Linked DNA regions of Homo sapiens: region 2 is linked to region 1. Evidence: read pairs that join two places in POLR2A ChIA-PET (ENCODE). Cell type or tissue: K562. All regions are shown on one strand. Each heading gives the region's core, and the rest is flanking DNA. Links, peaks and the distances in the headings are about the cores only.

The links. ChIA-PET counts read pairs that join two places held together with the same protein. Peaks named below come from ENCODE experiments on the same cell type or tissue, not always from the same donor. Only the 100,000 strongest peaks of a DNase experiment are listed, where the experiment ranks them.
Region 2: POLR2A ChIA-PET joins it to region 1 with 5 read pairs; 2 of 35 experiments call an interaction of 5 or more read pairs at or near these places.

What each region holds. Positions count from the first base shown.
Region 1 is chr1:114,323,514-114,334,497 of GRCh38, forward strand. No RefSeq gene overlaps it. Among named protein-coding and RNA genes, the nearest start is that of SYT6, 180 kb to the left of the region's middle. In K562, for the core only: no CTCF peak of the experiment used is centred there; no DNase peak of the experiment used is centred there; H3K27me3 peaks cover 789 bases.
Region 2 is chr1:114,007,185-114,018,168 of GRCh38, forward strand. No RefSeq gene overlaps it. Among named protein-coding and RNA genes, the nearest start is that of OLFML3, 33 kb to the left of the region's middle. RefSeq lists an enhancer at 7,935-9,134. In K562, for the core only: no CTCF peak of the experiment used is centred there; a DNase peak (open chromatin) is centred at 7,107; H3K27me3 peaks cover 882 bases.

The sequences.
Region 1 (10,984 bases), core at 3,567-8,566:
AAATCAAGAGGAATAAGTACTTTTAAATGTCTGTGACAGAAATCAAAGAAAAAGGAAAAAGGAAGAAAACATTTAACTGCAGCAGTAAGTGTAAGCCCTACATGGTTAGAGAAGGAAATAGATGCTTAAGGTTAAACTGTTAGAAACTCACTGAGCCTTCCTGAGAGGAGTAGGTGAAGAGGAAAGCAAATGAGACACCAACAGCAGATTGCACCTCTATTTAAAAATGTGGAGCAGAAAGAAATGCTATAACACACAAACTCTGGGGAAAGATGGAGCTGAAGACGAGGCACTTTCGTGGCCAAGGCAGCCGAGGCCCTTTGTGGCCCAGAGCACTGAGATGTCCAGGTGTGGACTCACTGGGCCAGACTTACGTGGTCATGGGCCCTCAGTGGGCCCTGGGACACTGACTTAAGAAAATCAACCATAGCTTCAGTTGATCAATCGGTTAAAGGCTGAAACAAATGTGGATATGAAGAGAAAATCTTCCCTAGCAATGTGCTCTGGCACTCAAATGTTTACCAACTCCAACACCCACGAGAGGGCCCGAGAGCGCCCAAGAGCACTCCTCAACACCCACAGCCTCATCGTCACGGTGCCCAGCAGGACACAGCCCACCAAGCCCCAACCCCGCTTCAGCCACCACACAAGGTCAAAACCCCAGGTCACCCTAAGCACCCAGCTCTCATCCCCGCGTGGTGCATGAAACACTCTTTGATTCCCTTCCCTCACTCGCCATCTCAGTCTCCCTTCAGCAAACGACCCTAGCTCCTTACCCTCTTCCCTGAACAGCCTCCTCACCTTCCCACTGTGGTGGGTACCTGGCTTTCCCTTAAGGACCTGGCCTCCCCAGCAGTCCTCCCACTGGGCATAGGGGAGGGACAGGAGTCTCACTCCTCGCCAAAATTTCCAGATCATTGTTCCCCAACCCCTCCCTAAAACTCCCAGTTCCTGTGACTCTCCTGCGGGATAAATCATCCAGTGACTCCTCCCACTCGGACCTCCCAGTGGCTCCGTTCTTTGAAGAGCTCAGCACTGGGCTTGTTGCCTTTCTCTGCACCCACTCCTCCCATCATTATTCTTAGAGATTCCCTTCTAAACCCCAGCCTCTCAGCTCCTTGGCCTCCTCTCCTGCACTGACCATCTCCTCTGCAAACTTCAGCCGCCCATGCCCATGGCTGAAGTCCTTGTCGTCACCGATGATTGCACCCCTCCGTGCTCATGATTGCAAGCATTCTCATCCTTTGCCTTAGGATTTTCCATGAACATAAACATGTCATCTGTGAATAAAAATAATTTATTTCTTCCTTTCCAATCTGTATGTCTCCTAGTTATTTTTCTTTCTTTATTGCCCTGATTTGGAACTCCAGTACAATGTTGAACACTTTATGTCGAACAGTACACTTTATGCTTCCTGTGTTCCCAGATCATCCACTCTAATAATGCAGGCAGAGGGAGAGAGAGGGAGAAGGAGGATGACCATTATCAGGAATGAAAGAGGTGACATCACTATAGATCTGAAAGGCCTTAAAAGAGAATAAGGAAATATTATGAACAACTTTTGCCAATAAATTTGATTACTTAGATAAAATGGAAAAAATTCTTGAGAGATAAGAATTATCAAAATGGCACAAGGAAAATTAGAAAATGTGAAAATATCTATATCAACTAAATGTAATTCATAATTTAAAATCTTCCTGCAATAAAGGTCCAGATGGTGAATTATTTCAAATATTTGAGGAAGAAATAATGCCTCTACACACAAGAAAAGGGGATAGCAGCAGTTCTTATTTTTTGAAGCCAATATTACCTTGATATATCAGAAACAGAAAAGACAATAAATAAAACTATACTCCAATATCCATCATGAACATAAAGGTAAAAATTCTTAATAAAATCCAATCTAATCCAACAGTAAAAAAGGATAATACACCATGACCAAATGGAGCTTATCCCAGGAATCCAAAATTGGTTTAACATTCAAAAATCAAATTACGTAATTTACCACATTGACAAAGTTAGAGAAAACCCATATGATCATCTTAATAGATGCAGAAAAAGCATTTGGCAAAATTCAATACCCACACATAAAATTTTTAAAAAAGTTCTCAGCAAACTAGGAATAGAAGAAAATTTCTACCTGATAAAGGACACCTATGAAAAACTTACGCTAACATCATACTCAGTAGTGAAGGACTAAATGCTTTCTCAAATACCTGAAATAAGACAAAGAAATCCACTCTTGTCCAACATTGTACTGGAATTCCAAATCAGAACAATAAAGAAAGAAAAATAATTAACAGGCTTATAGATTGGAAAAAAGGAAATAAATTATTTTTATTCACAGATGACATGTTCATGTACATGGAAAATCCTAAGAAATCTACCAAAACGTTTCCCAGAGCTAATAAGTGAGTTTAGCAATGTCCCAGCATATGAGATAAATATTCAAAAATTAACTGTACAGTATTCCTATAAATAGCAATGAACAACTAGAAATTGGAATTTTAAATTTACCATTTGCAGTAGCATCAAAAGTATAAAATATTAAGAGATAAATTTCACAAAATATGTGTAAGACCTGTATACTGAAAACTACAAAACACAACTGGGAGAAATTTTAAAAGATCTAAATAAATGGAGAGAAATACCATGTCCATGGATGAGAAGACTCAATATTAAGATGTCACATCTCCACAAATTGAGCTATAGATTCAATGCAATCAGAATTTTTTAAAGCAGGATTTTTTTATAAAAAAGGACAAGTTGATTCTAAAATTTATATGGAAATGCAAAGATCTGTAATAGCCAAAGAAATTCTGAAAAAAAGGAACAAAGTTGGAGGACATGCACTATTTGATTTCAAGACTCACAGTAATCAAGACAATGTGCTATTGGCACAGGATAGAATGATAAAACATGATAGAATCTAGAAATAGAATTTCAACGAAGTTAGTAAGGTCATTTAATGGGGAAAGGACAGTGTTTTCAACAAAGGGTGCTAGAACTAACGGATATCCATATGAGATTTATATAATCTTGTACTCTCAGCACTTAGAGCAGAACAAGGCACAGTGCAGGCTGCTTGCTGAGTAAATGAATAAAAGAACAAATAGCTATATGAAGACTAGTTTAGGCTGTGTGTGTGCAATGCAGCCCTCTCTCCAGGCAGAGGGGCAATGGGCACCCAGTACCATGCAGTGCAGGAAAGTCATGTGGCATATGCTACGCAACTAACATGCAGAAGAGTACATTGGTGAGTGGTATTTCTTTATATACCTGGCAGCAGAGAGGGCCCCTCTACACTTAAAGCTACTTCTACCTTAGGGGAACTTCCATGAGGCCTAGGAACAGGGGACCACCGGGAGCATCAGTAGTGATATGCGCTACAGAAAAAATATTCACTGGCTGCAAATTCCTCTAAGAACTTCAAAATATACCCACTTTTCTCTTGGCTCACAATTATACAAGTACCCCCAGATACCTTGGGGCCTAAATTAGCTGATCTCTCTACCTCACACAGTTGAGTGAACTTGAACATTTAAAGTGACTTACTCTAAGGCAGGGGTCCCCAACCCTCGAGCCACCATGGCCTGTTAGGAACTGGGCCACACAGCAGGAGGTGAGCTGTGGGCAAGCAAGCAAAGCTTCATCTGTATTTACAGCTGCTCCCCATCACTCACATTACTGCCTGAGCTCTGCCTCCTGTCACATCAGTGGTGGCATTAGATTCTCATAGGAGAATGAACAGTATTGTAACTACACATGTGCAGGATCTAAGTTGCATGCTCCTTATGAAAATCTAATGCCTAATGATCTGTCACTGTAACCCCCAGACGGGACTGTCTAGTTGCAGGAAAACAAATTCAGGGCTCTCACTTATTCTATATTATTGTGAGTTGTTTAATTCTTTCATTATGTATTATAATGTAATAATAATAGAAATAAAGTTCACAATAAATGTAATGTGCTTGAATCATCCCAAAAGTATCCTCCCTACCCAGGTCCATGGAAAAATTGTCTTCCAAGAAACCAGTCCCTGGTGCCAAAAAGGTTGGGGGACCGATGCTCTAAGATACTATGACTCTGACTCCCAAAGTCACACTCAATATCATTTGGAAAATTCCTGCAAAAGTTGTTTGGTAACCAATGTGGAAATGAGAGGAGAAATGGTCATTTCAGCTGAAGAGAACAGGAGTTGGAGACACTCTAATCATCCCAGATAATTTCTATTGTATGTTTATAAATTTGTCTTTTCTATAATTAGATTTGTTCAGTAACAGCAATGAAGTCCCCGGTTCTTCAATTAGTTAGTACTTTTAACCCCCATGGATATTAAGATATCAAAAAGCTAAATTTGAAATGCAGATCTGAGCTGTAATGTATTCATCCCAGCATGCTGTGCAATTTTGCATTTATGTCTTTGTTGTGTGGATGATGTTGTGTGGGTAACAATGAAGATGAAATCTTAGTGCCAACTACCTTGTATATATAACAATCTTTCCCTCTCTCTTTAAATTAATCATGGAAGTGCTAAAGCCAACTTTTTCTGCATTTCTCAAAAGAGACTGATGATCCTCAACACAGGCACACAGAAGATACAAACACACACATAAATACATCCACATTTAGAGACAATTTGCAAAAACAAACTGAGGGTCATTTTTTTTTTTTTTTTTTTTTTTGCTTTGGCAAAAGGAATGCTTTCTGGAGAATTCCTTAAAATAACATTAAAAATTGCACTGATTTTGTATTAAAGTAACAAAAGTTCAATTTATATGTAATGTCTTAAGGATACATCGACTTGTAAAGACAGATACGCTAGTAAAGATTTGACAATTACTCCTATATATGGCATCATAATTTTTGCCATAATAACAGTATAATTTCTAGGAAGAGTCCGTTCAGAGGGCCACCTGAGCCCAGTCTCCTTTCCAATTCTGCAATGAGCCCGTACGTTTGCTGATTACCCCGCAGGTCTTGGATCCAATTTAACATTTGGTTGGTGGCAGTTGTAGAGGAAAACGTGGGACAGCAGATTGGAAATTTGCAAACCTCCTGGAAAAGCTATTTGCTAAGCTTGTGTCAAATATGCCTGAGTAGGCTGTGGCAGCTGCAAAATCTAGGCGCCCAGGGTGCAGATGGTGTTCCTGTCACGTGGCCAAGGGTTGGCTGGATCCTTCACATCACAGATCCCCTCAGCCAGTGGGGCTGGGTCCTTCCTGTAGGGCACCTGCATCCCACTCCAACCACTGCCACTGACACTGCCACCCAAGGCTGTGGTGTTGACACAGGCATGGTGGCAGAGAAGGGTACAAAAGGTCAGGCTTCTTGTGCCCCAGCATTTACTGCAACAAGCTATGACATGGGCTGGGAAGGAGCATGCTCTCCCAGCAGCATCTAGAATACTTAGAAAACTCTTAGTTACTACCCAAAATAGACATTTCCCTCCAGCAGTGCAAATCCTTCCCCATCCCACTCAAAAGGTATCAACTGTCTAATCTGGCACCTCTGACTCCTGCAAATCTGGATTTTCTGCCTTCCTAATCCTGCACAGAACTTCAGCTTCTAGCTAGCCTTTCTGGCTTCTCCACGCAGCTCATAATATTCTTCTACATTGTGGCTTGTCAGTACTCACAGACTCTTTGATTTATTCAATCAGCCATTGATTCACATATTCATTCCATAAATATTTACTGAGCATCTACTATATGCCAGGTGCTGGGGAGGCAATTGTGAGAAAGCCCTACAATGGTAAATAAGATAAACAAGGTCCTGCATTTAAAACTTTCCATCTAATGAGGAAGATCAGTAAACAGGCACATAAAGGGAAAGATAAAGAAACGAAGATGTTACAGGGATGCACAGTAAAATTCTTTAGCAGACTTGTAAGTCAGAGAGGCTTCATGGAAGAGCTAATGTCTAAACTGAAGCCTAAGAGGTGAGTGGGCCTTAGGCAGGTCCAGAGTAGCATGGTGAGGATGGGTTTGAGGAGGGAGTGACCCTCAGGGAGGCCAGGGGCTCCAGAGACCGTATCCTAGCAAACTAGAATAAGCACCAGAGAGGAGGTGGGGCTCTACTCGTGTGGGTCTCTTTTCATATTGTTTTGTGTGTGCTTTTGAATTTACGTCTGCATTCTATCTCATATATTGTTTTATCCTCCCTATAAGAGCCAATTCTTAACACAGAGCTTAGTAAGCACAGGTGATGCTCCATGACATGTTGGTGAATAGATTATAGCTATTTGCTAATTTGTTGAGGCAGAACGATCTTCCTATAGCTCACCATGTGCAGTCTGTCAGGCTGCCTGGAAGCAAAGGACTCAGCCTGGGCCCCTGGTTGCAGAAGGGACTGCCTTGTGCTTAGAGAATGATGTCCAAATGGTGGCCTCATCCTTTGTTCTGGAATAACTCTGTCTTGAATAAAGGATATTCCCATCTCCCCTGACTTTTTGGGAAGTAACAATAATTCACACTCCAGTGCAATAGAGAAGAAATGGGAAGGAGTTGATTGGTGGGCATTTGATAATTCATTAATGGACATTTCTCAGATCTCAGCTTTCTGGGTCTCTGGGCAGGATTCAACACCGAAAATACTCCTTCCTCCTCAAAGCACCCTTCCCTCTTGGCTTCTGAAATACAACACCCTTCTGCACCTCCTCTTGCTGCTCCTTCTCAGTCATCTTTGAAGGTTCATCTTCTTCCACTCAGCCTTTAAATGCTAGGAGGTCTCAAGGCTCATTCCCAGATCACCTTATTGTCTCACTCAATGTTTTCTTCCTTGGAATTTTCTTAAACCCCGTTTTTCCAGTGATCAGCTCATGGGTGATTACTACCAAATGTGTAGCTCCAGCTGAAGAAGGCTCAGGCAGTTGTCATGTTTTGGCTGCTTAGCATCCAAACCTCTTTCCTTCTCACGGAGAATTCCTCTTCTTGCAAGTCTTCATAGGGAGCAGGGTTTCATTCCACGATAGGAGCTGGAGGTGTTGTATAATAATAGCTTCCCCAGCATACAGCACAGCTAGGACATAAGTAAGAAACCCAGGCTCAGCCAATCAAAGGTTCACTTAGAGACTCAGTCTAAATCTGTCCAGGAGACAAAGTGAGGATGACAGCTGGGACAACAGCCTCCACAGACCAGCGCTGGGGTGTCTGTGATGTAAGATGCCACATCCTGTGTTCAACAGCAGCTGCAGAGGAAAATAGCAGTACATTCCTGTCACCTGACTGCTTCCAAGGTGGGATATTGGCCCAGGTTCTGGACATATAGCCTCCTTTTGGTTCTTCCTGCCCATTTTATAAGCGTGGCTCTTTAGGACCCCTGGTGATTCAGTGGGCTACCCAGTATCTGTTCAGTAAATCCCTATTCTGCTTAAATAAGCCAAAATCCGCATCCATTCTGGTGATGGTGGCCCAACTCAGAGAAAAGTTTCCAACTGGCTCTGTTCTGTTCCATCTTCACACCCAGTTACCCTACATCAGCTGTTTTCAAGATGTAGTCCTGTCTTAGTCCATTTTTTACTGCTTAAACAGAGTACCACAGACTGGGTATAAAGAAAAAGAAAAAAATCTCTGGGTATAAAGAGATTTCTTTTATATAGAAGAGAGATTTTCTTGACTCAAGGTTCTGGAGGCTGGCAAGTCCAAGATCAAGGGGCCACATCTGGTGAGGACCTTCATGTTTCATCACAACATGGAAGAAGACAACCCGTGATGAGAAAAAGCAAGGGACGGCAAAAACGCATGACACACTCTGTGAGAGGGAGAAATAGGAGCAGACCTCATCCTTTTATTAGGGGCCCACTCCTGCAATAACTAACCCGCTCCCATGGTAATGGCATTAATTTATGCGTGAGGGCAGAGCCCTCATGACCCAATCACCTCTTAAAGTCCCCACCTTCTAATATTATTACATTGGCAATTAAATTTCTACACAAGTTTTGCAAGGAACATTTAAATAGCAGGTCCCTAGGCACCTGGGGGTTGCTGAGGCACTTTCAGGAGGTCTGCAAAGTCAAAATGATTTTCATTAATTCATAAAATTACTAAGACATTGTTTGTCTTTGTCACAGTGTTGACATTTCCAGCAAGGATACAAACAGTAGTGTGAGGCTGTGGCATGGAGCTGTAACCGTGGCATCATGTTCTTCACCATTGTGCCCTTGGAGAAAAAAAAAAAAAAGCCAGTTTTGTTTAGGAATATCCTTTTTGAAACAGTAAGGAATATTAATTTTATGAAATCTTGACTCTTCATACACAAAAAGTGTAAGTGCTGCTGCCTCACATTCTGACCAAAAGACCCCCACCATCTGTTCATAGAGCTTACGAGTCCCCATTACTATGGGCTGTGGGTAGTGCCCTAGCTCAGTGAGGGCCCACACCGTAGACAGTTCTGTGTTTTCAGTCCCTGGTCCTTGCAAGCCAAGAGAAGAGCCTTTTCCCTCTTACAAAGACCCTAAGTCCTTCCACTCTTTCCTCTCCTAACCAAGTTGCCTTTCACCTTTTGCTCACCCTTCCTAACACTGGTCCTAACTAGTTCTTGAAAGCAGAAAACCTCACTCTGCAGGCACTCAACAGACATCCTTATCTGGCCTTGAGTTTTGCTGCATCTTTGAGTTATTGTTTCTATTTGGGGTGGCCTAGAGGAAGAGAAACCACTACATGGGACCCAAAAGCAGAGGGGTCAGAAAATGCACAGAAAGTACATGAATATTTCACATAACACTTAGCTGCACTTGCAATTCAGAACCCTGACTGTTCAGATGGTCTGTGGATGCTCCTCTCAGCCCCTGACCCACATCCAGCCTACCCTGGATCCACCTCCTTCTACCTGGAACATCCCCCTCACTTGTTGCTCAGCTATCTCCTGCTTTCAACTCAAATCCCACTGAGCTTAAAAGCCACTTTCTCAAAGAGGTTTTCTTCCAGGTTTCACTCTAAATTAGGTCACCTCCTCTGCTACAGTACCCTGTCCTTTCCCTTCATAGATAGCATTCATCACAATTTTAATTTTATATTTATCTGTGTGTGTTTCTTTATTATTTGTCTCTCTCAGTAGATCATGGCCACCAGGAGGGCAGGACCTTGTCTGTTCTGCTCAGTACTATATACCCAACAAGGAAGTGCTCAATATTAATTTATTTTAAAAATTAAGGAGAATAGGGCTATAACTAGTACTCTTTTTAGACCTTTCTTTTTTCTAATGTATGCATTTAAAGCCACAAGTTTCCCTCTAAGCCCTGCTTTAGCTGCATTCTATAAACATTGACAGGTTCATAAATTGTATTTGCATTATCATTTCAGCTTAAATACTTTCTAACTTCACTCTTGATTTCTTCAGTGATACATAGATTATTTAGAAGTATATGGTTTAATTTCAATATCTTGAGTTCCTAAATTGTATAGCATTGTTATTGATTTCTAATATAATTACATGGTGGTCAGAGAACATACTCTATATAATTTCAATTATTTGACATTTATTGAGACTTGTTTTATGTTTTGTGGCCCAGCATATGGGCTATATGGGTGAACACAGCTTACACACCTGAAAAGAATATAGATTCTGCAGTTGTAAGATGTAATATTCTATATCAATTAGGTCAAGGTGGTTGATTGTGTTGTTCAGATCATTTACAACTTTATTGCTTTTCTGTCTAATTGTTCTATCAATTGCTGAGAGAGGGGTTTATACTTATATTTTGAAGCTCTGTTATTAGGCACATACACATTTACATTTGCTGTGTCTTCCTGGTGAATCCATCCGATCATTATGAAATGTCTCTTTTATATCTCTGGTAATACCTTTTGTCTTAAAGTCTGTTTTGTCTGCATGTTCCTCTCTCTTAAGCTGATGTAAAATAGCACCATTTAAACTCCCACTTTTCTACATTCTCCCTCAATTTTTATCTCTGTCTTGTTCTCTAATCTCAGTGCAGGGCTGAAACAAATTAGAAAAGTGATATGAACCAAAAAGATTATTTTCTCTAATGCTGAAAGGAGAGGTATAACCAAGAGGCTGGTCCAGCTCCCATTTTCATCTCTGATGCAGCCATCACTCACCAAAGAGATAAGCTGCACAGCCTCCCTGTTCCCCAGGCTTTCCTCTGAAAGTTTTTCCCCCGATCATGAAAAGCAACTCTACCCATTTCTAACATCTTTATGTGTTTGACTTTATTAAACTTGGGGCTTTCAATAATGCATGAAAAGGAAATCATTTCATGGCTAATAAAGCAGTTGGAAGACAAACTTTGACTAGAGCATCTAACTGTGAACACAATCGATGCAACTTTAACAAGCATTTCAGTCTGCTATAGATTCAGGGGAGACTTTCATAGCACTCTGAGGAAATCAGGTGCAAGGTTAACCATGATTTTTCTTCTGTTTGAACTTTTCAGAACATCTATTCCTGTTACGGGAAACAGCTGGCAATATAGATTTTTAGACGATAACACAGAAGACCCACAGAAGTTCCTCTAAACATTCTAGTTAATGAAAATTTGGGATTTTTATTTTTTTCACTAAATTGCTGTAGTTTGATTGCTGAAGGAACCTATTGCTAGTCTTAGATTGTTTTCAGTCTTCTTGAAAATCTCCAATGCCAATACTGGATGCCTAATGTCATTAAAAATAAATCCAAACCAATTTCCACATGGGATGGACTTTAAATATCATATCTTATTATCATAGGCACCTTCATGAATGTTTGTGACAGGCAGCTACCTAGATGATGGGATTTGAGAGGGTCACAAAAGCCCTAACAGTATCAAACTGTCCCTCATCAGTTACTCTCTTGAATGAGACATTTTCTTCAGAAGGCTCCTGTTAGAGCTCACCTGCCACCTCTGCACAAGTAATATTAAAATGTACCAACATATTGAATGTTTGTTTATCTGATCAGTTAGTGGTTCACTATGCATGGGTCCCCATCACACTGCAAAGAATTTTTGCTGTAAACCCCTCTGTTTAGTGCTTTGCTCTTCTCT
Region 2 (10,984 bases), core at 4,060-9,059, 320 kb before region 1:
GGGTGGGGACACAGAGCCAAACCATATCAACAGCTGTCACATCTAGAGCAAATTGAGGTTGTTAATGTCCATTCCAGAAACCAAGGTGAACAGGCTCTCAGGGTTGGTGCCTGTCTGGTTTCCAGCCAGGTAGACTCCAGCAGGAGCACCCTGCTCAGGTCGGTCTTTCTGACAGGTAATGAAATGTCACAGCAGAAAGAAGAGCTCCCCGCCCCCCAAGGTGTGCATGAGGGTGTGCTCCTGTTGAAAGTGTGGTGCTGGGTGGGGAGAGTTACCGAAGATGGAGAACAGTGGCTTGAAACCAATAAAAACCAACTGCTGGGAGAAACACTCACCAGTTTCTGAAGATCTTAAACAAAGGACCTAAACTAGGAGATGGCAGACAAAATCATCAAAAAGAAATGTGTCCACTGGGGACTGTGGGGAGCCCCTGCCCCATCTGAAGGGCAGCTGCTGCCCTGGGCCAGCCAGTTTTTGCCACCAGGGGATGTGGGCTCAAGGTTGCTTCATTTTTCATTTTTTTTTAAAAGCCAGGAATCTGGATTTTTGCGCAAAATCATCTGACTTTTAAACGTTGCCGAAACTCCCAAAACCGTATGTGGTCCAAACCAGTAACCTCACAGGGCCCCATCTGGCCTGCACGCCGTGGTTTGTGTCCACTGACAAGGAATCTTAACCTCTTTGGGCCTTGGGAATCTGATGAAAATGTTCAGGCATTTTCTAGGAAAAAGAAATGCCTGAACAAACACATAATTTTGAGTATCATTTCTGGGTGTCTCTCTGCCCCCGGAATCATCCTTTTCTAAAGGCACACTTTGTAAAGGTAAGAGGGCTTCTGAGCAAACCTGAGGTCTGGGAAGGTACAAGCTGACAGGGGTATCTGGGTTTGTCCCACATCTGAATGAAACAGTGCTGTTTGTTGGAGTCAATATGTCCACATCTGTTTGCTTATGAGTCCTGCTTTGTACCCAACTTTCCTTGGCAGTCTTGGTTAATTCCCTCTGTATCAGTAAGGTTGCACAGGGGAGCAGGAAAGAGGCCCAAGAGGCCTGGATACTGGTCTGGAGGGGGCAGAAGAGCAGACATGAAGGCAGTGAGGGAGGCTGGATGTGGGGGGTGGGGGATGGGGGGGACTTTAGAGCTAGACTTTGAAGCGTTGATAGAACTAAAAAGAAGAAATAAATTATTTTTCTGATCTTGGACAAGGAGGAAGGACATGGATTTAAAGTTGGATGCCCTAAATGCCAAGACTGTCTGCATCTAGGACAGGTATTACATGCAAGAGGCTCTCCTTCCAGCCAAGCATGTGCCCTAGCTAAGCTCCTGCACTTTCACAGGAGGCTGACAGCCCATCTCCAGCCCAGCCTATTAAAGAATAAGGCTGCCCTTAATTGGTAACAGGGAGGAGCTGAACCCCATGTACTTGTCAGCATAACACTGAGCTCCCTGCAGCTCAAAATTTACCAAATGCTTGGTTGCAAAAAATAGCATTAATAGAGATAAAAGACATGCATTCCCACCGTTCCTCTAGATTCCATTAGTCTTATTCACAGATAAGTCAGACCTTCAGAGACTTGAACATATGGTTTTGGCCTCTGGCTGGCTAGCTCTATTGAACAAGGCTGAGCAGTTATGCCACTGGCCTCCCTCTTTATGTACTTATCATTAAGAGAATTAAGGATGAGGTTCAGTGTGTCAGGCAAATTTCCACTTTTTGAATACTTGCGTGGCAACCTCCCAGATAGCCCCCAGCAATCCTTGCGTGTTAGTAAGTCATGCCTTTGTGTAGTCACCTCCCATATAGAATAGGGCTGACCTGTGGAGCTATAAGATATACCAGACATGATGGAATGTGACTTCTCAATCTAGGTCATGAAAGGAATTGTGGCTTCCACTATGTCCTTTCCTATACTGCCCACTCAGGAGGAAGTCAGCTGCCATGTTGTGAAGACACTCAAACAGCACAATGGAGAGGTCCATGTGGTGAAGAACTGAGACCACCTGCTAACAGCCAGCAGTGTGAGCTCACTTGCCAGCTGTGTGAGTGAGCCATCTTAGAAGTACATCCTCCAGCTCCAACTGTTGTCAGCTTTTTTGGGATATCACTTTCATATCTCTAAATAACAAGCTTATATTGCTACTTTTTTCTGTTTTAGACATTGTCTATTTATTTTCCACTTTTCCATTTTTGTAGTGAGAAACAAAAATTACCACAAAACTTAGTAGGTTAAAACAATAAACATTTATTATCTCTCACAGTCACTTTCTTCATCTCCTCTCAATATATTATAGTGTAAATCTGATCAACATATATACTGATATACAGTCACATGCCACATAACAATGTTTTGGTCAGTGATGAACCACACAGACCACAGTGGTCCCATAAGATTGTAATGAAGCTGAAAAATTCCTATTGCCTAATGAGGTCAGAGTACAATGCATTACTCACGTGTTTGTGGTGATGTGGTGTAAACAAACCTACTGCACTGCCAGTCATGTAAAAGTCTAGCACATACAATTACATACAGTATGTAATACTTGATAGTTATAGGAAATAACTGTGTTACTGGCTTATGTATTTACTATGCTTTTAATCATTGTTTTAGAGTATACTCCTTCTACCTATTAAAAAAAAGTTAACAGTAAAACAGCTTCACTTCAGACAGGTCCTTCAGGAGGTATTCCAGAAGAAGGCTTTGGTATGATAGGAGATGATAGCTCTGTGTGTGCTATTCCTCCTAAAGACCTTCCAGCGGGAGAAGACGTGCAGGAGGAAGACAGTGATATTGATGATCCTGACCCTGTGTAGACCTAGGCTAATGTGTTTGTGTCTAATTTTTTTTTAAAGTTTACAAAGTAAAAATATTTAGAATTTTTTTAAGTAGAAGAAAGCTTATAGAATAAGAATATAAAGGAAATATTTTGTACAGCTGTGCAATATGTTTGTTTTAAGCTGTTATTTCAAAAAAGTCAAAGAGTTAAAAAAATTTAAAAAGTGTATAAAGTAAAAACTTACAGTAAGCTAAGGGTAATTTATTATTGAAGAAAGAAAATTTTAAAATAAATTTGGCATAGCCTAAGTGTACAGTGTTTCTAATCCTTGTAGGGTACAGTAATGTCCTAGGTCTTCACATTCTCTCACTGCTCACACACTGACCCAGAGCAACTTCCAGTCCTGCAAGCTCCAGTCATGGTAAGGGCCCTATGCAGGTGTACAGTTTTTATCTTTTATACCATACCTTCACTTTACAGTTTCTACATTTAGATATGTTTAGATCCCCGAATACTATAGCGTTACAATTGCCTGCAGCACTCGGTATGGCAACATGCAGTACAGGTTTGTAGCCTAGGTATGTGGTAGGCTGCACCATCTAGGTTTCTGTAAGTACACTCTGTGATGTGTGCACAATGACATAATCCTTTTTTATCTTTATGACCCCCTTGTCAACCCTCGAATCCCCTTTTGAATGAGGAGGAGCATAAGTACATGAGTTTTAGAGAAGGTAGTCAAAAGCTGGCATATCAAGGAATTGAACACAAGGCAAAACTCTTGAGAAGGAGCCAAGAATCAGAAGTCAGCAATGAAAGAAAAATCCCACAAACCAAAGGGGCAAGGGTGAGTTAAAAATGTAGAGGTGGATCCAGAGCTGGAACCAGGGGAAAGTTAGAACAGGTTTAGACTCTAGGGAAGCCAGCACTTTCCCCATAAGCTGGCGGGGCTTCTCAGCTTGCTTCGTGGTTCAGTGGAGGCATTGGGTTCTGAGGGGTGTTGAAGCCACTCACGTCCTACCATAGGCTGGACTCCTTTTTCCTCTCCCCACCCTTGCCGGCTCTGGGCACCGCCTCCTGCTTCTCAGGGCACCTCACTGCTCTTGTCATTAATGGAGATAGTTAGGGAGAGAGGAAATGAGGTAAAGAATGAAGTGAAATTAGCTTTACAGTAATCTCATTAACAGATGTCAGTCTCATTTTATAGGGAGCATAGAGCTACATATGGAATATTATTCTAAGAAAGCTGGACAATTCATTGCACCGAGGGGAGGAGGTGTCCCTTCTTCAGTCCATGTGAATTCCTTCAGTTATGCACTTCCCTCCATCCTCATATCTCTCTTTTGCTATGACTTCCTTCCATCAAATTTCCCTTCTCTTCTACATCTTCAATCTCTTCCTCTCTCCTAAATCCTTTCCTCCATATCTACTCAAGTTGTTCTCATCCTTTAACAATTTCTTCCTTGATTTCTCTAGTTCTGTCTTCCTTCCTTTTACAGACAGCTCTCCTGAAAGTTCTCTGCACCTACAGCTTCCCCTTTCTCTGTTTCTCACTCCACAGTGGTGTGGGTACTCTCACTCTGTCACTCATACTGGAGTGCAGTGGTATGATCTTGGCTCACTGCTGCCTTGAACCCTTGGGCTCAAGCGAGCCTCCTGAGTAGCTGGGACTGCAGGTGTGCACCACCACACCTGGCTAATTAAAAAAAAAAAAAAAAAAAATATATATATATATATATATACACACACACACACATACATATTGCAGAGATAGAATCTTGTTATGGTTCCTAGGCTGGTCTCAAACTCCTGACCTCAAGCAATCCTTCTGCCTTGGCCTCCCACAGCCCTGGGATTACAGGTATGAGCCACCACACTGGTCTCACTTATTCTTAATTTCATCTCTTCTGGTCTTTTCTTTCTTTTTTTTCTGCAGGTTACAATTCCTTTGCTTGTCCCTTAAATGCATGGTTCATTCTTGACCCTCTTCTCTTTTCATCCTCTAAATGTTTCCAGATGTATCATCTCTTCCTGTGGCTTTGTATGGCAGTGCTGCCAAATATAGATATTTCTGACCAGAGCCCTCTACTGAGTTGTGTTTGTGTGCACAACTACCTTCTGCACTTCTGACCCTTTACCCAAGGCTGTCCCTCCTCCTGGATGTCATTTTCTGGAGAATGGCATGGTCAGCTACTTTGATTTCTGAATCAGGAACCTGGACATTATCTCTGACCCTCTCTTACCCCTTCTCTACTCCATGTCCAGTCAGACACCAGTCAACATAACCCTGGACTCTGCTTCTTACCATCTCACAGCCTCAGTCCCTTCTCTCCATCCCCACAGCCACTGCCTTAGTTCAGGCCTCCAGTGTTCATGCAACCTCCTGAATGGCCTCCCCCACACCAAGATTCTCTCCATTAACCCATCTCCACATTGTGGCCATGGTGGCTATTAAAGACATATATCTGGGTGTGATGTTCTCCCAGGGAAAAACCACATTGGCTTCCGTGCAATTAGGGAATCTCTGAAGTCCCTGTCTTGGTCTTGAAGGCCTTTCAGAGTGGGCTGCATCTCTGGCCTCAGCCTCCCCAGGTCTCTGCTGTGGGCCAGTCCATGCTAGCCTGTACGGAGCTGCTTGCTGCTTTACGTGTCAGTGCTGTTGAACTTGCTGTTTCCTATACCTAAAATACATCCCTACCTTCTTCACCAGATTGACCCATACACATACTTCAGCACAGCTCAAGCATCCTTCTTCCAGCCTTCGCTGACACAGCCTCCTCCCTCTCCCCCAGGCTGGGTGAGGGACTTTTCCTCTGCGTTCCTTTGTCCTCATCTCTGTCAGACACTATCATACCATACTGTGAGCATTTGTTTTCTTGTCAGTAAATAAAGGCAGGACTTTTTGGGGCGGGGGGAAGCTTATAATACTGGTACTCTGCACAGTTTGGCCTGTTGTAGATGTTCAACCAATGTTTATTTATTTATATTTTTAGAGACAGGGACTCACTCTGTCACTCAGGCTGGAGTGCAGTGGCGCGATCATGGCTCACTGCAACCTCAAACTCCTGAGCTCAAGCGATCTTCCTGCTTCAGCCTCCCAAGCAGCTGGGATCACAGGCGCAAGCTGCCATGTCTGGCTAATTCTTTCACTTTTTGTAGAGAGGGGTCTCTGTATGTTGCCCAGGTTGGTCTCAAACTCCTGGGCTCAAGCAATCCTCCTGCCTTGGCCTCCCAAAGTGCTAGGATTACAGGCATGAGTCACTGCATCAGGACCCAACCAACTTTTGTTGAATAAATGAATCAAAGAGTGACTAGACTGCAGAAGAAAGTGTTGTCAATTCCCTTACTTAACAAAGCTGATGCTTAATAATAACAAACATTTTTCTTGGATCTCAGGTACACAGGATTATTCCGCCCTTCATCTCATCTCACAGTGTCATCAATGGTCCATGCAAGAACTCTGCCATTCATTCATTCATTCATTCATTCACTTATTCATTCATTCTTTTTATCCCCATCCCCTATATCCCATCACTGTTTTAATTTGTTTAATGTTGAATCTTGAAAAGCACACATCATTGTTTTGTGGCTGCGGATTTTTAATTTATGTGAATAGGGTTGTGATATAGCTCATTATGTTTCTTGTCTTCTATTCAGGACCATGGTTTTAAGATTCAGCCACATTGCTATGTGTTCTTCTGGCTTATTGCTCTTAACTGTTTCATTGTTCTCCTAAAACTAAACATTTAAACAGCATTTTAGTCCTCATGATTTTTTTTTGTTCTATTGTTTTGGTTTTTTTTTTTTTTTTTTTTTTTGAAATGGAGTCTCGCTCTGTCGCCTAGGCTGGAGTATAGTGGCGTGATCTCGGCTCACTGCAAGCTCCGCCTTCCGGGTTCACGCCATTCTCCTGCCTCAGCCTCCTGAGTAGCTGGGACTACAGGCGCCCACTACGGCGCCTGGCTAATTTTTTGTATTTTTAGTACAGACGGGGTTTCACCGTGGTCTCGATCTCCTGAACTCGTGATCCGCCCGCCTCGGCCTCCCAAAGTGCTGGGATTACAGGCGTGAGCCACCGTGCCCGGCCCTGTTTTGGTTTTTAAATTTGATGTTCACATCAGCAATGTGAGGAAGTCAGGGCAAGTATTAGTATCTCCATTTTACTGCAGAGGAAGCTGAAGCTCAGAGAGAGTGAGTGATTTGCCCTGAGTTATACAGCACTTTTGTGGCAGAATCTTTATGTGGGTCCCATTTTCTAACACCACATTCAAGGCATGCTCAGGGATCACACTCCCTTCTCATGTGGGTGTGGCCAGACCTGGACCCAAGGAGGAGGAGATAGGAGCCTGCCCTCATGGTCAGGGGCAGGAGTGTCTCAGGGCAAACCTCGTGAGATATCTCCCTCCTACCAGAATTCCTGCCTCCTGAAAGCACGTTAAAATGAGTGTCTGGGAAGTTGGGAATGGAGGTGGGGTGGAGGACTATGCAAAAGGCAATAGCTTTGGGGGTGGTGGTGGGGTTCACATGAGCCAGGGTTGTGGGGTGATTGCTAATTGTGTATAATAGATACTTGCCTCTCCCTTCTTCAGCCATTGTGAGTCACCCATGGGGAAATGGCCTCCATTCCCACAAGGAATCCCAGTTCCCCAGAATTGACCCCATCTGCCCACCATCATCATGATTGCTCTGTCTCAGGGGCAGGTGTGTTCTCTGCAAGTTGTGATACATGACATCTGTGATTGTTTTTCTAAATAATGAAAATTATAAGGCTGTGAGTAAACTCCTAGAAGGAACCAGGTGAACCCTCTATGAATCCTTCTCATGAGAATTTTTAGAAGCTCAGGCCACTCACTGCCTTTTATCCCTGCCCTCTTTCCATTACTGGAAAAAAACATAATTATAATCATATAATCAAACTAAGATTCATGATTAATTACAAACACATTGTTTACAAAGTACTTATTATCTCATTTAATACTCTTTTAACACATGTTGGTACCATGATCCCCTTTTAGTGAGGAAATTGAGGCTCAGAGAGGGTAAATAACTTTCCCAAGGTAACACAGAAAAAAGTGTCACAACTGAGACTCAGATCTAGATCTCCTGATCACAGGTGCTATGCCTTATCCACTACACCCCATCAAGAGCAGATGTCCAGTTTCTCTGTAGGAGAATTCAGGTTGGTGTCCAAGACTCAGCATGAAGATGATCCCCTAAAAAGAAATTGCTCATATTTATCCAGTGAGTAACCTACCTGGGTATGCTATCATTCATCATTTAGCAACTGTGCCTGGAGCCCCTGCTGGGTGTGCAACCAGCTCTGTGTAAGTGAGAAAATCCATGTCTCCTTCTGTCTTCAGAGTAACAAAGCCATTTCCCAATGAATCATAGATGACTAATTAAAATGCACACTTTTCCCGGGCTCTCTGGTTAATTCTTTCCTAAACCAGGCAGGGGTCGGGGTGGGGATGAAGTTGTTGCAGGATGGAAAGAAAGCAGAGGAGAACAAAAAGGGGATCAAAAGGAATGGAAGGGGGAGAACAAAAATCAAAGAAAGGAAGGCAGGAAGGCAGGATGTCAGGAAGGAAGGGAGAGAGGAAAAGAGGAAGAGAGGAACATGTACCTATTTGCCTCAAGGAAAACAGGTAAATTTTCTAAGTCTCTAGCAAGTTTACATTTTCTAGTATTTTACAATATATGCTATTTCAGGTATGTGATCTTGTTGAGCCACAAAAAGATCTTTTGTTTTAAGTAAGATATTTTTATACAACTTTATAAATGAGGAAGCAGATTCTGGGAGGTTAGGGATTACTTAACCTTGGAGATAATCTAGAAGAACTGGAAAGACTAAAGTTTTGATGCCCAACAGATTTGGATTCAAATCTAGACTATCTGTGATTTATCAACGTGACCTTAGTCAAGTTACTTAGCATCTTGGAGCTTTGGTTTCCTCTTCTGTAAAATGAGGATCGTGATAGCTCCGATCCCTTAGGGTTATTTTGAGGATTAAATAGGATATTGCATGGCTGTACTAGTCCATTCTCACACTGCTATAAAGAAATACCTGATACTGGGTAATTTATAAAGAGGTTTAATTGTCTTACGGTTCTACAGGCTGTACAGGAAGCATGGCTGGGAAGGCCTCAGGAAACTTTCAATCATGGCGGAAGGCAAAAGGGAAGCAGGCACGCCTTACATGGCTGGAGCAGGAGGAAGACAGAGAGGGGAGGTGCTACACACTTTTAAACAACCAGATCTCATGATAACTCACTCACTATCACAAGAACTAGCAAAGGTGAGAGTCTTTATCAAAGGTGAAATCTGCCTCCATGATCCAATCACTTCCCACCAGGCCCCACCTCCAACATTGGGGATTACAATTTGACATGAGATTTGGGCAGGGACATACACCCAAACCATTATCAATGGCCTACACAAAGACCTTAATAAATGCTAGCTATCTGGGTTTCTATATGATTGTTCTCATTACTACCACTACTATTCCTAAAGCATCTGACAGTGCTAGTACTTATAATAGTATATATTCAACAAATATTAGTTTCCCCTACACAGTCCCACATCCCTACTTCCCTAAGGTAACATAGCTAGTAATGTTGCAGGCAGTCTGGCCATGGCATTTGACGTTAGTACCAGTACTCCTCCACAGTATCTTACTGCCCACCTCTCTGTTTAGCACCTTAAAAATACAACTAGACCATATCGTATACCTCCATGACTCTAAAATTCAAAATGATATTCAGGGCTGGGTGCCGTGGTTCATGCCTGTAATCTCAGCACTTTGGGGGAGGCAGGCTGAGGTGCGGAGGATCACTTGAGATCAGGAGTTTGAGGCCAGCTTGGGAAATAAGGCAGAGACTCCATCTCTACTAAAAATACAAACAAAATAGTTGGGTGTGGTGGTTCGTGCCTGTGGTGCCAGCTACTCAGGAGGCTGAGGTAGGAAGATTGATGCTTCGGCCTGGCGGGGCAGAGGCTGCAGTGAGCAGAGATGATGCTGCTGCACTCCAGCCTGCGTGACAGAGCGAGACCCTGTCTCAAAAAGAAAAAAAAAAAGATATTCAGATATCTTAAGGTTAATTGTTCAGAATATTCTATTATCTCTACTGCTTGGGGAAGGACTTGTGCGCCCTCTGTATTGTATCCTAATATTCCAGGACATGATGTGTCCTCTAATTGCTTTAAGTTTGAATATACAATCAATTCCGTACACACAACAAATTAAGAAGCCTAAAATAATGGGCAGAGTTTAATGTTGAAATTAATCTTAAAGCAAAGTTAATCAGCACATAATCATATTTGTGCTTCATAGTGATTAGGTACAAATGAAAGCTATTTGTGTAAATGAAAATAATCAGAAATATTTTGTGCAATCAAACCAAGCACTTGCAGAGACTTCTAGGGGACAGCAGTGATCCTGAATGTGGGTGTGTAATACAATTATAGCTATCAATGTGTCTAAATTGCTGGAGGAAGGGACTGGCCACTGAGTCCCTAAGATGTTTGCTACAATCCCCGGCAGTTGTAAATGTTCATTAATTGCTAGCTCCTCTTCCATGTCCACTTCCTCTTCTTCTTTCCTTCCCTTTTCCCATTATTATTATTATTATTACATTAATATCTTAGCCTTAACTAAAATGGCCCCAGGACCACTGACTCAGTTCCCAAGGTTGAGAGTGAATGTGCATTAGGAGTTTGGAGACACCTGTTCAGGCATCTGGGAAGAAGAAAATAACAACTCTGGAAAAATGATTTTAGTATTTGTTAGAAAGTTCTAGTAACAAATGATACTTTCTCAGATAAGAAAAGCTATGAATAAAGGGCCAGATTATAGTCATTTTTAACAACCTGAGGTCACAGGAGTTAAGGGAACAGAGCAGCAAGAGTGGCAGAATGAAAAGGTGGCCATATGTATCATGGGGCCATATTATGGGGTAATGACATGGATTAGATATTTTGGGGGACTGATGCCTAGCCCTCAGTAATCCCTTTGAGAATCCTCCCTGCCTCATGCTATCTGCTCATTAGAGAGAAGCAGAGAAAGCCCGTCTATGGAGAGAGAAGAGTGGAAGAGAGACGTAGAGGGAAGCAGAGGTGAGAGTCTTTGTGAACCTAGAGTGAGAGAAAAACAAGAAATGGCTGATTTGGTTTCTGTAGGTTTTCCAGCTCCTGGTTTAACTCTCTCCTGACATAC